Regions from separate parts of the Homo sapiens genome. Here region 1 is linked to region 2. Evidence: read pairs that join two places in POLR2A ChIA-PET (ENCODE). Cell type or tissue: MCF 10A. All regions are shown on one strand. Links, peaks and the distances in the headings refer to the core of each region. The heading gives the core; the rest is flanking DNA. Region 1 overlaps PRPF38B (pre-mRNA processing factor 38B). Region 2 holds the start of LOC105378891 (a long non-coding RNA gene).

What was found. Peaks named below come from ENCODE experiments on the same cell type or tissue, not always from the same donor. Only the 100,000 strongest peaks of a DNase experiment are listed, where the experiment ranks them.
Region 1: POLR2A ChIA-PET joins it to region 2 with 6 read pairs; 11 of 35 experiments call an interaction of 5 or more read pairs at or near these places.

What each region holds. Positions count from the first base shown.
Region 1 is chr1:108,700,153-108,707,739 of GRCh38, forward strand. PRPF38B (pre-mRNA processing factor 38B) reads left to right here. Exons shown (of 6, transcript NM_018061.4): 6 at 1-2,776. Among named protein-coding and RNA genes, the nearest start is that of FNDC7, 9.0 kb to the right of the region's middle. RefSeq lists an enhancer at 3,361-3,450. In MCF 10A, for the core only: no CTCF peak of the experiment used is centred there; DNase peaks (open chromatin) are centred at 3,929 and 4,559.
Region 2 is chr1:108,812,693-108,820,279 of GRCh38, forward strand. It overlaps AKNAD1 (AKNA domain containing 1), which reads right to left. Exons shown (of 16, transcript NM_152763.5): 15 at 4,356-4,485; 16 at 3,209-3,610. The coding sequence ends at 3,479. It overlaps LOC105378891 (a long non-coding RNA gene), which reads left to right and starts at 898. Exons shown (of 5, transcript XR_947687.3): 1 at 898-950. In MCF 10A, for the core only: no CTCF peak of the experiment used is centred there; DNase peaks (open chromatin) are centred at 3,839 and 4,579.

The DNA of each region.
Region 1 (7,587 bases), core at 2,192-6,191, 110 kb before region 2:
CGTGTAGGGAAGTGCCTTTGTAATTCCATTTATTGCATTGGTGTTTTCACCCAATTGTTAAGTTTGATACATGATGCACAGATTGTTCTTGCATTTTTATTGTTTGTTTTTGAAATGTACAGTCTGTACATATGTCCTGAAAATGTTTTAATTCCTTTGGCATGGTTGCCATGTTGGTTAAATTTGTATAAGGCAATAAACTGCCACTAATCTATTTTTGTTTTGTAGGTGTGGGATTATGGTTTGTGTACTGAAGTTAGCATGGCTGTGCTTTTCGTAATAGAATGCTAAAGACTTTGAGAATGGATCTTGGATGTCTATTATAGGAGAAGTATGTGCTGCCAATGTACAAGAAGGCAGCATTGTAGGATTAACATTCTTGTCTACTGTATATTATCTTGGAAGGCTCTTGTTAATATGTTACACTTAATATTCTCCACAGTTACCTTTAGAGAGAATTTATGAGAAGTTAGTTTCTGATGCAGAGGTTTTTAGGCTGTGATTTCATCAAAAGTCCTTTTAGCATTCTACCTCAAAGGGACACTTAGTATGCCTAAAATTTATTCACTTAGTTTTCCTTTTTTATTTGAAAAAATACATGACATGTAATCTTTTTTTCTTGAATTCTTTCTCAGATTTTAAAGTACTATATTAAAGAAAAAAATTAATGTCTAAAGCCTAGCATTCTTGCAGAACCCTATACTAACATGTAATGGGGAGAGGGTGGGGCAGATGAGTAGAGAAACAGATTCAAGCCTCAAGCTTCCAAAGCATTTTTATAAATGGAAAATCCTTAAATTATGAAACAGCTTGATATAGTGTCCTTTTTTTAAAATTCAGAACTTTTTTTATTGATAATGGAGATTGCTGTTTGAGTTTTTAAACTTAATCTAGAACAGAGGAGTATTAAAAGTAATGCTGTGCTGCATTATTTAAGACTATCAGCAAATTATTTGATAGATTGTTCTTACAACTTGTATTCTGATTACAGAACCATCATGAGTGTGGAATAAATACTGGATTAAATCCTTTATCCTGGGTCTTGGCTTTTCCCCCATTTGTTAAATTTTTTTAGCATATTTATATTGTGGAAATTGATGAAACGTCAGTAGAGTCACACTTTGTGTACAGGGATGTCTTAGTGCCCAGATGACAAGTGAATTTTGGAGAAATGCATAGACTGGGATTGGGCATGTGGTAATCAATAATCTTTATTAGAATACTTGATAATGGCAGTTCCCTTTGTCAGTGGTTGTTACATGTGTCATTTGATTACTTTGTTCCATGTCAAAGACGTTTATTGGGATACCTTTTACTTGGACAATATGTTAGCATTTTTTAAAATTTGGACTTGAAATTCTTTAAGATAATTCACCCAATTCTTTTTAGAAAAGAAAATAGAGGCCCAAAGTAATGATGTCAGTGCTAGGGCTAAAACTCAGTATTCTGACAGTGTAGTGAACCTGGCACGCACATTGAGGTTTGTTTTATCTCACTGGTTATACTGGCCAACTAATGCGCACTCAGAAGCCACCTTGCAAAAATGTTAAATGGAGCAAACGAGTACACTTGCAAGAGTCCTCCATATGTGGGCTTAACATATGTACCACTCCATTTTAGAAAAATCTCATTAAATGAATTCTTCTAAAAATGATATGCTTTTTTCTTTTTTAAGAAAATTCCTTTGTCTTTTAAATTGAGCATCAAGTGAATTAGTGCTATAGACACCCAGAAGTTAGAAAAACCTATTGTATAATATGAAAGCCACTAAATTTGTCTTGTGTTGAAAATCTACTTTTAGCATACCTAAATTATGGAGCTACTACTTTGGATATGGTTCCATGTGAAATGTTTTATCTGACTATTTTAAGTAAAATGTGGAAAGAATTTAAATTACTTCACATGGAGGTGAAAGAACTATCACCTCGATTGACAGTTCGATGATCGTCACTACATTTGATTTCTTGTGGGTTTTTAGTTTGTTTTTGTTTTGAGACGGGCCTGGCTCTGTCACCCAGACTGGAGTGCAGTGGTGCAATCTCTGCTCACTGCAGCCTCCACTTCCCTGGCTCAAGTGATCCTCCGAACTTGGCCTCCTAAGTAGCTGGGACCACAGGTGCATGCTAGCACACCCGGCTAATTTGTATTTTTGGTAGGGTTGGGATTTCGCCATGTTGCCCAGGCTGGTCTTGAACTCCTGGCCTCAAGTGATCCACCCACCTCAGCCTCCCAAAGCGCTGTGATTACAGGTGTGAGCCACCACTCCAGTCCCTTCTTACGATTTTTAAATATGTTTGCTTTTGAGGAAAATTATGGTAGGTGTGAGAACATGTAAATTGTGCTAGTTATTGCTATATATATGCATGATTTATTTGGAGAGTGGCTTCCTAAGAAACTGGGAAAACAAGTGGCTATGAAAGACATCTCACATTTCTTGAAACATGAGAACATTTGGACACGAACATCACACGCCGGGGCCTGTTGTGGGGTGGGGGACTAGGGGAGGGATAATATTAGGAGAAATACCTAATGTAGATGACAGGTTGATGGGTGCAGCTCACCACCAAGGTACATGTATATCTAGGTAACAAACCGGCACGTTCTGCACATGTATCTGAACTTAAAGTATAATTTAAAAAAATTTTTAATACAGCTTAATAAGCATCCTCCATCCAGTTTTTGTACTTACTGGAATGATTTCACCTTTCCATGTATTAAAATCTTTTGCCTGTTTTTAATGTTCAATTTGCAATTAAATTCTATACATGGGCGAGTATATCATCAATCTTAAACTTTTAATATAAAGTGTTCATTTTAATATTGCCCTGTTTTTATCTCCTAACTCTGATTTAGTTCCTCAGTTCCTCTAAGGCAATGGTTGTTTTGAGTTCTGGGCCCACTTTTTAGTAATCTGATGAAAGCTACCATCCTGTCTAAAAAAAAGTACCCCACTAGGTGCAGTGGCTCACATCTGTAATCCCAGCACTTTGGGAGTCCGAGGCCAGTAGGTCACCTGAGGTCAGGAGTTTGAGACCAGCCTGGCCAACATGCTGAAACCCCATGTCTACTAAAAAGTGGAAAATACGGGCCGGGTGTGGTGGCTCATGCCTGTAATCCCAGCACTTTGGGAGGCCAAGGCGGGCAGATCACAAGGTCAGGAGTTCGAGACCAGCCTGGCTAACACAGTGAAACCCCGTTTCTAATAAAAATACAAAAATTAGCCGGGTGTGGTGGTGTATGCCTGTAGTCTCAGCTACTTGGGAGGCTGAGGTAGGAGAATCCCTTGAAACCAGGAGGCAGAGGTTGCAGTGAGCTGAGATCACGCCACTGCACTCCAGCCTGGTTGACAGAGCAAGACTCCGTCTCAAAAAATCAAAATACAAAATACAAAATACGCCGGGTGTGGTGGTGCACGCCTGTAATCCCAGCTACTCCGGATGCTGAGGCAGCAGAGTCGCTTAGAACCTGGGAGGCGGAAGTTGCGGTTAGCCGAGATCTCACCACTGCACTCCAGCCTGGGCGAGAGAAGGAGGCTGTGTCTCAAAAAGTACCTTAAAATTTGTGTGTAACTTCAAAGGAACTCACAAACTGCCCTAGGACTTTGGTTCTGTTCATTAACTGATTTTTTTAAAACTATGCTTAGATGTACAGTGTTTGGGAATTAATAAACCAGAAACTTAAGTTCCTAAGAGTACTTAGGCAGTTAGTTGCAAAGGCAGTATCTGTTTTGTTATTTTACTTAGAGCTGCAGAGGAAGAAAAAAATGACAATGGTATTCACTTAATTCTCTTCCCTAAAAGTTGTGCTTTATTATAAAGTTTTTGGTTAGTAGAGATGAGGTCCCACCACTGGCAGTTTGTACATCTTTCAACTGATGCCAACGTGCAACCTCAAACACTGACTAGTGGACCAATTCTCAGGTGATATTGGCCAACTGATGGGCGTTGATTCTGTTCCTAGTTTGATTCTATTACGTAAATGCTGAAATCAGCCTTGAATGACTAAATTATAGGACCTCTTAAGTAGAGATGATTTTACGTGGCAGGAAACGCTTCTTGGTAGTGTCACTCTGAAATTTCCCCTCCGTCATTCCACCCTATAAAGTCCCACAGTACTTTGCAAGTACCTCTGAAATGGCATTTATTGGGACCATTGTCACAACTGGAAAATGTTAGCATCATGGCTGACTTAAAATCCGTTATTTGATTTCTCAGAGTATTGATATTCAAAGCATTTCTATTTACATAATCATGATCCACAATGTGTAGCACAGATATGTATCCAGATGTGTGTGTTAGGGGGTGGGGGGTGCTTTTTCAGCCTATTGCATAAACAGAGAACTGACCTTACAGCATTTCATGTAAGCCCTGAGGTTTTGCCACAAGGATTGGAAAAAGAACTACTTATTGTAAAGAAATCCTCACATAAGCTTCCCTGATCTGCAGGTACTTAAAGTCCACCAATCTTCAGTTGGTTTTCCTTGGCTGATTCTTGTTCTGGCCATTCTGAAGCTGAATTATTTCTCTGTTTCTTGAGTCAGTGCAATTAGTCACACACATCCCTGCCCCGCCCTCCAACAAATTCCATCAGCTATGAACCTCTGACATCCAAAATAAACATATAATCTAAGTGAAAACAAGCAGTGCTTGCTGAGCAAATGCAAGGGAAGACCTCTTGTCTTCTCCTTCCCTCTTATTTAGAAATTTTGAAGTCAATGTCCTGGATATTCGACTATACCAATAGAGGGAAAATCTTAAATGCAACACTCATCCAGCCAATCCAGGTACTGGTTCGGTGAACATTTCCTGAATGAAGTGTTCCATGGGTTAGCCGAAACTTGTGCAGGGACAGCCAGTGATTTGTGGATGTGCCAGTTATTTATACATTTTCTAGCTCCACATCCACCTTTTATTTCCCTGCTTCGTGATTCTGGAGCTGGGCCTTTTAAACATTTTTCCATTGCCGGCTGGCATAATGTTAAGCGTGTCAGTGGAGCATGCTGGAGGGAGCTGCAGCAGAGAGGTGTGTTTTCTTTTTTCTTTTTGCTTCTCCATTGTGTAGGGGCCAGTGGCATGTAGAGCACCCAGCAATATATATCCCCCAGCAAATTTCAGTACCATCTCATTGAGAGAAGTGGGAGTTCCCCGCAAGTCCACGAGTCCCCTGCCCGCTTCCCAGCAAGTTTGCTAGTGCTCCAGCAGGCACCTGCCCAGGAGTTTCAGCAGGACCTCACAGGTTTCCCAGTAAGTCTCAGTGGCACCCCAGTGGGTGGCCTCCTAGCTACTTTTGTTGACACCTCTGCTCTCCAGCTCCAACCTTCAGCTTCTCAGCATTTGCTGAGAAGCCACAACTGCACCCTCGCCAACAAGGTCTGAATCTCAGTCTAGCAAGGGAACGTCTCCTAATGTTTTCGTTTTTTGTTTGTTTGTTTTGTTTTGGTTGTTATTGTTGTTTTAGACAGAGCCTTGCTCTGTCACCCAGGCTGGAGTGCAGTGGCACGATCTCAGCTCGCTGCAGACTCAACCAGGGCTCAAGCAATCCTCCAGCCTCAGCCTCCTGAGTGGTTAGGAAGGATTATTATGGGCGGGTGCCCCTACAACTGGCTGATTTTTATTTTTCTTCCTAGGGACTGGGTCTTACTGTGTTTCCCAAGCTGGTCTCAAACTCCTGGCCTCAAGCAATCCTCCCTCCTTGGCCTCCCAAAGTGCTGAGATTACAGATGTGAGCCACTGTGCCCAGCCACGTCCCCCACATTTGTTCTTTTCTTGGGTCCTCTGCCTCAGCACTAGAGGTAATGGCTGCTCCCTATATCCACTATTACTGTATTTTTTTAGCCTTCTCTTTACCTTTAGTAGTTAACCCCGTTACTGGTTAATAATTCTTTGTATCAAACTTTGCCTCTTGGAATTACTGTGTGTTTTCTGTCTCTGGACTGGACCCTGAATGGTACAATGTATTAAAATGATGCCAGTCATATGGATGCTCCCTCCTTTGGCTGGCTGATGAAGTAGTCTAGTATAAAGGGCTCAGCCCAAGAAGTTTGTTGAGAATTATGTAAGTGAATCAGACAGGCTTCTTTCAGAATTTTAACAGAAAACTAAGAATTGGCCAGTCCTTAGAAGAGTGGACAAGATGCATAGTTGTCTTACAACAGTGACCATGTAAAAGAGTCACCGGACCCTGAAGCTGCCTCACTTCCTGCTGGCTTTCTAGTTTTTTCCCAGTCTGGTCAGTGGATATCCTTGCAATTTCTCTGTTTTTCTTAAGGTGGCCTGAGTTTCTCTTCCCTGGAATACAGGAGCCTAACTCTGGTTTCTTTTATTGTAATAACCAGGAATCTCTGATCAGTAAGGGTCTTCCTGATATTTTCTAACATTGAGTTTTTAATCTGTTTATCCTTGTTAGTACCAGCAAGAAAATACCATCTACTTAATTTGAGTGAAGAAGAAAAAAAGTGGTGTGTGTTTGTGACAAAAAGTGGGGTTTGTTTGTTTGAGACATGGTCTTGCTCCGTTGCCCAGGCTGGAGTACAGTGGCACGATCGTGGCTCACTGTAGTCTCAACCTCCCAAGCTCAAGTGATCCTCCTACCTCAGCCTCCCAAGTAGCTGAGACTATAGGCACACACCACCACACCTGGCTAATTTTTTATAGAGGTGGGGTCTCACTGCATTGCCCAGGCTGGTCTGGAACTCTTGGGCTCAAGTAACCCTCCCACCTTGGCCTCCCAACATGCTGGGATTATGGGCATGAGACACCATGCTGGGCCCAAATAGGAAGTTTTATATGATTCCTCTTTTTTTTTTTTTTTTGGTGGAAATGGTCTGCCTTTGGCAGAAGGGGGATGTAAGGGCATGGTGGAAGACTACATTATGGATTAGGGCCACTAAAAATCTTGCAGTTTCCAATGTTTTCCTGGAGTTAATCCTACTCTACATTCCTTCTATATCCCTAAATATTTCTTTTTGATATCCCCTACAATGGCCACTTCAAATCTTTACTAGTTTCTGAAGTTCCTACTTCATCTCCATATTCATTTCATATTCATATTTACTGCAGCCTTGACCTCCCTGGGCTCAAGCACTCCTCCCACCTCAGCCTGCTGAGTAGCTGGGGCTACAGGCACACGCCACCCCACCTGGAGACTTTTTTATATTTTTGGTAGAGATGGGGTCTCTCCATGTTGCCCAGGCTGCTCTCAAACGCCTAGGCTCAAGTGATCCACCTGCCTTGGCCTCCCAAAGTGTTGGGATTATGGGCATGAACCAATGCGCCTGGCCACCTCTCTCTATATCTTTCCGTTACATGTCTTAAATTCTGCCCTTGGCTGATCTACCTATGCACCAGATCACATTTATTTATTCATTCATTTGTGTGGTAGACTGCCAATTGTTCCCCAATAGAGATTACTGGAATGTATCGTTAGTCTCTTTTATCTCCTCTCACTGAATTCTGCTGCTTAGAACTTTAATGTGATAGCTGGAACTTTATCTTGGACCAAGAAGGAGGGCCTCCTCCTAGGGATGGCAGACTAAAGAGGAAAAAGGAGCCTGGGTCTCTCAAGACTCCGTGGAATAGAATTGCCACG
Region 2 (7,587 bases), core at 1,556-5,555:
CAAAGGGCCTGACCCCACAGTTTATTGTGTAAGATACGACACCTCCATAACTCAGTTCTTCCCTAGGTATTTGTACCCATTGTAAGTCCTATTGGAATGCAAGCAGATTTCTTCTAAAATCAAAGGAGCAAGAAATGTCTTCCTTCTATAGGAAAATTTTTAACACCAAAACAATGTTTTTTCTATTAAATATAAACACATATTCGTATTTAGTACAAATTAGGCCTATTTTATATAATTCATTAACAGCAAGATTATAATAGGATAAAAAGATGAGATTTCTTTTGCAAACTATAATAGTTAACTAAAGGGGATGGCTAGAACTTTGTCTTAAAGATGATAGGCCGGGCGCAGTGGCTCACGCCTGTAATCCCAGCACTTTGGAAGGCCGAGGCAGGCAGATCACCTGAGGTCAGGGATTGGAGACCAGCCTGACCAACATGGTGAAATCCCATCTCTACTAAAAATACAAAAATTAGCTGGGTGTGGTGGTGGGTGCCTATAATCCCTCGGGAGGCTGAGGCAGGAGAATCACTTGAACCTGGGAGGCAGAGATTGCAGTGAGCCGAGATCCCGCAATTGCACTCCAGCCTGGGCGACAGAGTGAGACTCCGTCTCAAAAAAAATAAAAATAAAAAAAAATAATAAAAAGATGATAAAAAGCCCTCTATAGACAGTCCCATTGCATCCTGCTGGCAGCTTCCAGCGGCCAGAGCACAGCTAGACCTTGGAGTAAATACTGAGAGGCCTGTGCACCCTGGAGACTGCCAGGTGTTTCTTTACAGCCCTCAGGCAATGCTGAGTCCCTTGATGCCAGCATTAGGGGTACCATTACTTTTACTTCACAAGCTTGTTTTTCTGGTTTATTACTCGAACAGAATTAGAAGAGAGGTCATTAGAATTGACACAAGAATTGCATGAGGGAGGAGATGGCCAAGACTACAGGATCAGTAAGTATAAAATTATCCTTGTAAATCAGAGCCTAGTGTCTTTGTGGAACTCCTTAAGGGCATTGCCTGCCCTTTTTTGCTATTTCTTAGATTAGTCGTGTTGCAGTGATTGCTCATAATGACCCCTAATCTTCAAGGAAATGGAAAATTACATTTAGAATATGGTTTGATAAAGCAGAAATGGGCCATATTTTTAAATCAAAAATGATTATAATTACCAATTTCTATAAATGTTAATTTGAGGGATTTAGAAATATTCGTTAATGGTAGACGTTTCTAACCAAGGTTCCATGGATTTGTTTCATGGTGTCCACGAACTTTTAAAAATGAATGTATTCTTTTCCACGAGAAGGCAGAGCATGGGGGAAGGGAGACTCCATAGCTTTCACCAGATTCCCAAAAAATGAGCCCAAAAAAGGTTAAGAACTAATGAATCATATAAGAACACTTCAAGCCAGAGAAGTATATGATTTTAAACTTGGGGATGAGATAGTGGTACTAACATACAAAACAGATTAGCAAGTTGTGATTAAATTTAGATATGTGATGATACTGGAAGCCTCTTGGAACTGCCAAAAACCAAAATGTCAACAAATTAAGTCTAATGACCTAATTGGCTTTTATTAGCAATTTATGAATCAGGCAGCATCCTATCTATGAAATAGAAAGGCTGAGCACAGGAGTGGGCTTTATAGGCAGAAAAAAACAGAAGAAAATGGAAACAAGGAACAAAAGGTGTCTTTATATGGGTTAAAGCAGAGGGGACTTCCTTATGCCAGCTCAGGTTGACGGGGCCCCTTCTAATGGGATACTGTGAATGTTCTGGGTCTTTTTTTTTTCTTTTAAACTGACCTATTTTAAAGTTCAGTTTGATTACGTGGCACCTAGCATGAGTGACTCCATTCTAGTTTGGTCTGGTCTGTTGGGGTCCCCTGTAGGAGCTTAGTCCAAAAAAATGACCTCCCATAAGTTTTATTTAATAGAACATACACAGTTTAAGCTCTGTTTTTTCTAATACCAGCCATGGTTCCTTGCTATCTTCCTTACAGTGCCACAGCCTGAAGTAAATTTGGCCATAAAGTCAGAGGTATTTTCAGACTGACCTGTGCATTATCTCTTCCAGGGCACCCTAAACCAATTTACAAACCCCAAAGTTAAAAACAGTCCATTCTCCAGCCAGCTAGACGAATACCAGCTGCTCACATTGGCACGAAAATCTAAAGTGGGAATAGATTCAACTCCCTCCTGACCACTGAGCCAAACTCTGGGAGTTGGGAAACCATTTGTTGAATGTCTAGGGTGAATGAAAATCAGAAGTTTCAGGGAAGGGGGAAAGAGCCAATACCCTGCTGTGCTGTCACTAAGGAGGTAATAAATCACTCTTAAAGAAGGAAAGCAAAAGCTTGATCTGGAAGGAAAAAAAAAAAAGCCTGCTCTGGTCTGCATGAAAATGTACTTAATCTCTGGTACACAGTTTTAATGAATTGTCTTTTCCAAAATTTCATTAAGGCTATTATTTTCACATATTTCTGACTTCAAGCGATCTTTAAACAAATAATTTTGACTTATAAGTATATTGTGAGAATTTCATATAGTACAGAAAAGAAGGTAAAAACCCCTTTCTCCCCCAAAACTCCCAGTTTCCTTTACTAGAGGTTCACTTCAGATTTTTAGGTATCTTTCCTGAAAATACGTATGCCCTTTTAAAAAAAATACACAAATGAAGAGCCAGGCACATTGGTGTGTGCCTGTAGTCCCAGCCACTCAGTAGGCTAAGGCGGGAGGATTGCTTGAAGTTCAAGTCCAGCCTGGGCAACATAGAAAGACCCCAGAGGTTACAACTCTCTATATATATGCTTAGGCATCTTGCTTCTTTCACTGACTTTTGCAGATAATCCAACCTCATTCTTTTCGGTGGCCACAAAGTATTGTCATTTATGAATCATCACAGGGGGTATTTAGATTAGTTCCCCCTTGGGGTTGTTACCATCAGTGCTCCAGTGCCCTTCCCTGTACATATATCATGCCACATTGTGTGGCTTATATGTAAAAGAAATTCCTAGAAGTGGAATTGCTGCTCTGAAGGTACATGATTTGGAATTTGTGGAACTTGGTAGATATTACCAAATAGTCTTCCAAAAAGGTTGCATTTCTGCCAACAGCATATGAGAGTACCAGTTTCCCTCCATCCTCACTGACACAGGGTTTCTTCAAACTTTAATCTTTTTTCAGACTAATAGATAAAAGGAAATTCATTGTTTTGTTTTGATTTCTTTTATTATGAGTTAAGAAGAACATAGATTTATTTTAAAATAAATACTTGTTGGTTGCTTTTGATTTTAAGAATCAGAAGTCCTTTCTTTTTTCTTTTTCCTTTAAGTACTTTGTGTTACCCATTTCTTATGGTTTCTGTGTTTTCTCTAGAAAGTCATCTTCCTAAATTGTGTAGTAAGTAAAATACATTTTGGGGGAAGATCAAGTTTTCTTTGCATTTTTTTCTTTTGAATCCTTGGTAGCCTAGCGTTGAACTAGTATTTCAGTCGATTCCTCCACCTCTGTGCTTTAGCAAGGTCTTCTGCAATCGTTTTAATCATTTGATCTGTAGTTTCTTTCAAAATGGTTGCTGTCCTTAGGGCATGATCCAAAGCCGAGTTTAAAATCTACAGAGGAAAAGTCCACACATTTTAATTACATAAACTAACTGCTGTTTCTGTTCTTTGGGTTCTCTCATTATTAAACATTACAAGGTGGAATTTGGGGAGTATTCCTGTTTTCCTCTTGGTCTATTTCTGTTTTTGAGGGTTGGTTTCCTAGGAGACCAGTCTGAGATGGAATATATTTGTTAGGGAAAGGGATTGAAAAAAAGACCAGCACGTGACTGATGAGCATGAATCAGAGGGTGAGGTCAGCCGCCAGCTGGGCTGTTTCCCTGCCGCAGAGAAAGAGAAAAAAAGAACAGCTCTTAGAGGCCATTGATGGGGATTGGGGGGCCATAACCACTGAGAGGGTATTCAGGGATACAGCGCATGCGTATGGAAACATTTGAAAGTGGCCTGGGGATTCGAGTTAGTGATTTGAAATAGGAAACTGTTGGCAACTCTGATCACAGTGTCACTGGAACAGACCCAGTGCCTTCAACCCCCGGCCAGGGAAATCCTGTAGCTGAGGCACCACCCACAAATCACTTTCTCCAGGAAATTTCCCTTGGAACCAATTTAGAATAATACAAACCTTGCGACTGCTGAGGCTGTGTGTCTTTAGCTTAGTTCTGAGCACAAAATTGTCTTTAGCAGAGCATTTTCTGAAGCTCTGATACTGTAATAACTTAAGAGCTGCCAGTTCTGTGGGCATCAAGATCAAACTTACGAGCTGCAATGCTTCTCGAATGATTTTCTAAGTCCTCACCTCAGATTTTATTTCTTCAGTGCTATCAAAGTCACATAAGGATTTGCTTCCAGAAATCCTGCAGGAGTAGAAATGGGGTGAGGGTGTTGCAGGGTCTGAGCTGTAGGTCATGAAAGCCTGAAGTTTTTTTCTGGAAGACAAAAGCACATTGATACTTGTGTCAAGCGCCACCCTCAAGCACACTCCTGTTCACGTCAGCTCTGTGGTAGGTAATGGCTCTGTGTGGTTTGGGTGTGGGTGGATTCGTGCACCCGCTGCCCTCCTAGCTCTCATACTCCCATGTGGCTGACCGCAGCTGGGCTTCAGAAAATGGTTGTTGCCATGACCATGCGGGTGTTTTCTCCCGGAATTGATCTCCTTTTCCTCTAGTACAGAAAGAGGCAAGACTCTAAACACATTTTTTATTCCGTTTTCATTCTTTTGGGGCCAACTTTCTTTTTTTTTTTTTAATTTTTTTTTTTTTTTTTTTTTTGAGACAGAGTCTCGCTCTGTTGCCCAGGCTGGAGTGCAGTGGTGTGATCTCTGCTCGCTGCAAGCTCCGCCTCCCGGGTTCACGCCATTCTCGTGCCTCAGCCTCCCGAGTAGCTGGGACTACAGGCGCCCGCCACCACGCCCGGCTAATTTTTTGTATTTTTTTTTAGTAGAGATGGGGTTTCACCGTGTTAGCCAGGATGGTCTCGATCTCCTGACCTCGTGATCCGCCCGCCTCGGCCTCCCAAAGTGCTGGGATTACAGGCCTGAGCCACCGCGTCCGGCCTTTTGGGGCCAACTTTCTACCTTGCATTTTTATAAAACAAATACACAAAACTGCCAATTGCAGGTACCTTGGGTTGAGTTCATTCTGGCACCAGTGAGCTTTCACCCCAAGGAGGCAGAAGCAGTCAAAAAATAAAAGCAGCTCCTTTTGAAGTAAACAGGCTCCCCTTGCCTGCTACACTGTGATTGGTTCTCTCTCAGGGATGGGCCAGAAGTCTGCACTAGGTGAGTGAGGGGTGCAGGGCCACTGGGCTGTTAAGGTTGTGCAGAGCATGGCTCTAGGGGGTTATTTGCATAGTCTGTGAAGGGCACTGCCTGGAGTTAGGCTTTTCTCAAGCATGAGCAGTGGCCCTGAGGGATGCCATGAGAACTTGCCTGTTGACTGAGCAGTCATAGAGCCACCCTCACAGCTTCCTCCGGCTTCAGGTTTCCTCTGTTAAGCATTACTTTGGTGCATAAAACACTTGTGAGGAATATCATCTCCAGAAAATATCCTTTCATCCCTCTCCCCTACCATAGGAGCATCAATTGGTTCTGCAAGTTATTTTAACACATTGGATTGATCCTCCAGGCAAGAGGTGGTCCAGCATCCGGGGCCCCTAACTAATGAAATACTCTGGGCAGGGGATAGCAGAGTGGTGCAGAGTCCTCTCTCTCCCCATATCCCATCAGTCTCCACTGTCAACAGTATAACAGCCATCGCTTGCTGAGTACTTATTATGAGCCTGGTACCATTCTAAGTGCTTTATATGTATGGACTCAGTCCTCAATGAGTTTGGCACCATTATGATTCCCACTTTACATGCGGGGAAATGGAGGCACACATAGGTCAAGGAACCTGCCCAAGGACACAGAACCAAGACAAACCCAAGAAGTCGGCCAGGCATGGTGGCTCACGCCTGTAATCCCAGCACTTTGGGAGGCCGAGGTGGGTGAATCACCTGAGGTCAAGAGTTGGAGCCCAGCCTGGTCAACATAGCGAAACCCCGTCTCTACTAAAAATACAAAAATTAGCTGGGCATGGTGGCGGGTGCCTATAATCCCAGCTACACGGGAGGCTGAGGCAGGAGACTCACTTGAACCTGGTGGGGCAGAGGTTGCAGTGAGCCATGATCGTGCCACTTCACTCCAGCCTGGGCGAAATAGTGAAACTCCATCTCAAAAAAAAAAAAAAAAAACCAAGAAGTCTCCAAAGGTCACGTTCTTAAACACTGTGCTAGACTATGGTGGAGGGTAGTAGGTTCAGACTGAGTGGCTCTGAGTGCAGAGCCTGAATTGTTAGCCACTCTGCTGCGCTATTGGTTCTGTCTCTTAAATAGCTCTTGAATGAATACACAGACTTTTCTCTTTCCATCTCCACCACCCTTGGTCAAGCTGCATCATCTCACCTGAATTATTGCACTGGCCTCTTATTTGGCCTTTGTCCTCCAATCTTAACTCCTCTAATTCGTTTCCACTCCTTCAGTAGCTAGACTGACCCTTTAAAACACTAAGAAATTTTTAAATTCCCTGATTAAAAAACTTAATTGGGTGGGCCTGCCACAGTGGCTCATGCCTGTAATCCCAGTGCTTTGGGTGACTGAGGTAGGAGGATTGCTGAGGCTAGGAGTTCAAGATCAGCCTGGGCAACATAGTAAGACCCCATCTCTACCAAAAAAAAAAAAAAAGTAGCTAGCTGTGGTATCACATGCCTGTACTCCCAGCTACCCAGGAAGCTGTGCCAGGAGGATCACTTGAGCCGAGGAGGTCAAGGCTGCAGTGAGCCAAGATTGCACTCCAGCCTGGGCAACAAAGCAAGACCCTGCCTCAAAAAAAATTTTTTTTTAACTTCACTGGGGGGCCAGACACCTGTAATTCCAGTGCTTTGGGTGACCAAGGTGGGAAGATCACTTGAGGTCAGGAGTTTGAGACTAGCCTGGGCAACATAACAAGACTCTGTCTCTACAAATTTTTTTTTTTTAATGTGCACCTATAGTCCTAGCTACTCAGGAGGCTGAGGCGGGAGGATGACTTGAGCCCAGGAGTTCAAGGCTGCAGTGAGATATGATCACCACTGCACTCCATCCTGGGTGACAGAGGGAGACCCTATCTCTAAAAATAAAAATGAATTAACAGCAAAAAAAAAAAAAAAAAAAATACCCTAATTGGCTTCCTCTTGCTCCTAAGATTCTGAAATACTTCCTGGAGCTGACAAGTCTCTGTACGGTCTGGCCCTGACAATTCCACCAACCTTTCCTCATCAGCCTCATCTTGCTCCACTGCCGCTCCCTCTTTTGGGTTCCAGCCACACCATTCCTGAACTTGCCAAGTGCCTTCTCACAACAGGAAGCTTTCCTAGACTGGAATGTTCTTCACTGCCCCCAGATCCCCTTGCTAGTTCGTTCATACTTATCCTTCGAAGCTCAGCTTCCCTGAGCCCCCAAATTAGATCAATGGGACTTTGTACGTCCCCTTCTTGGCACTTACAAAGACTATG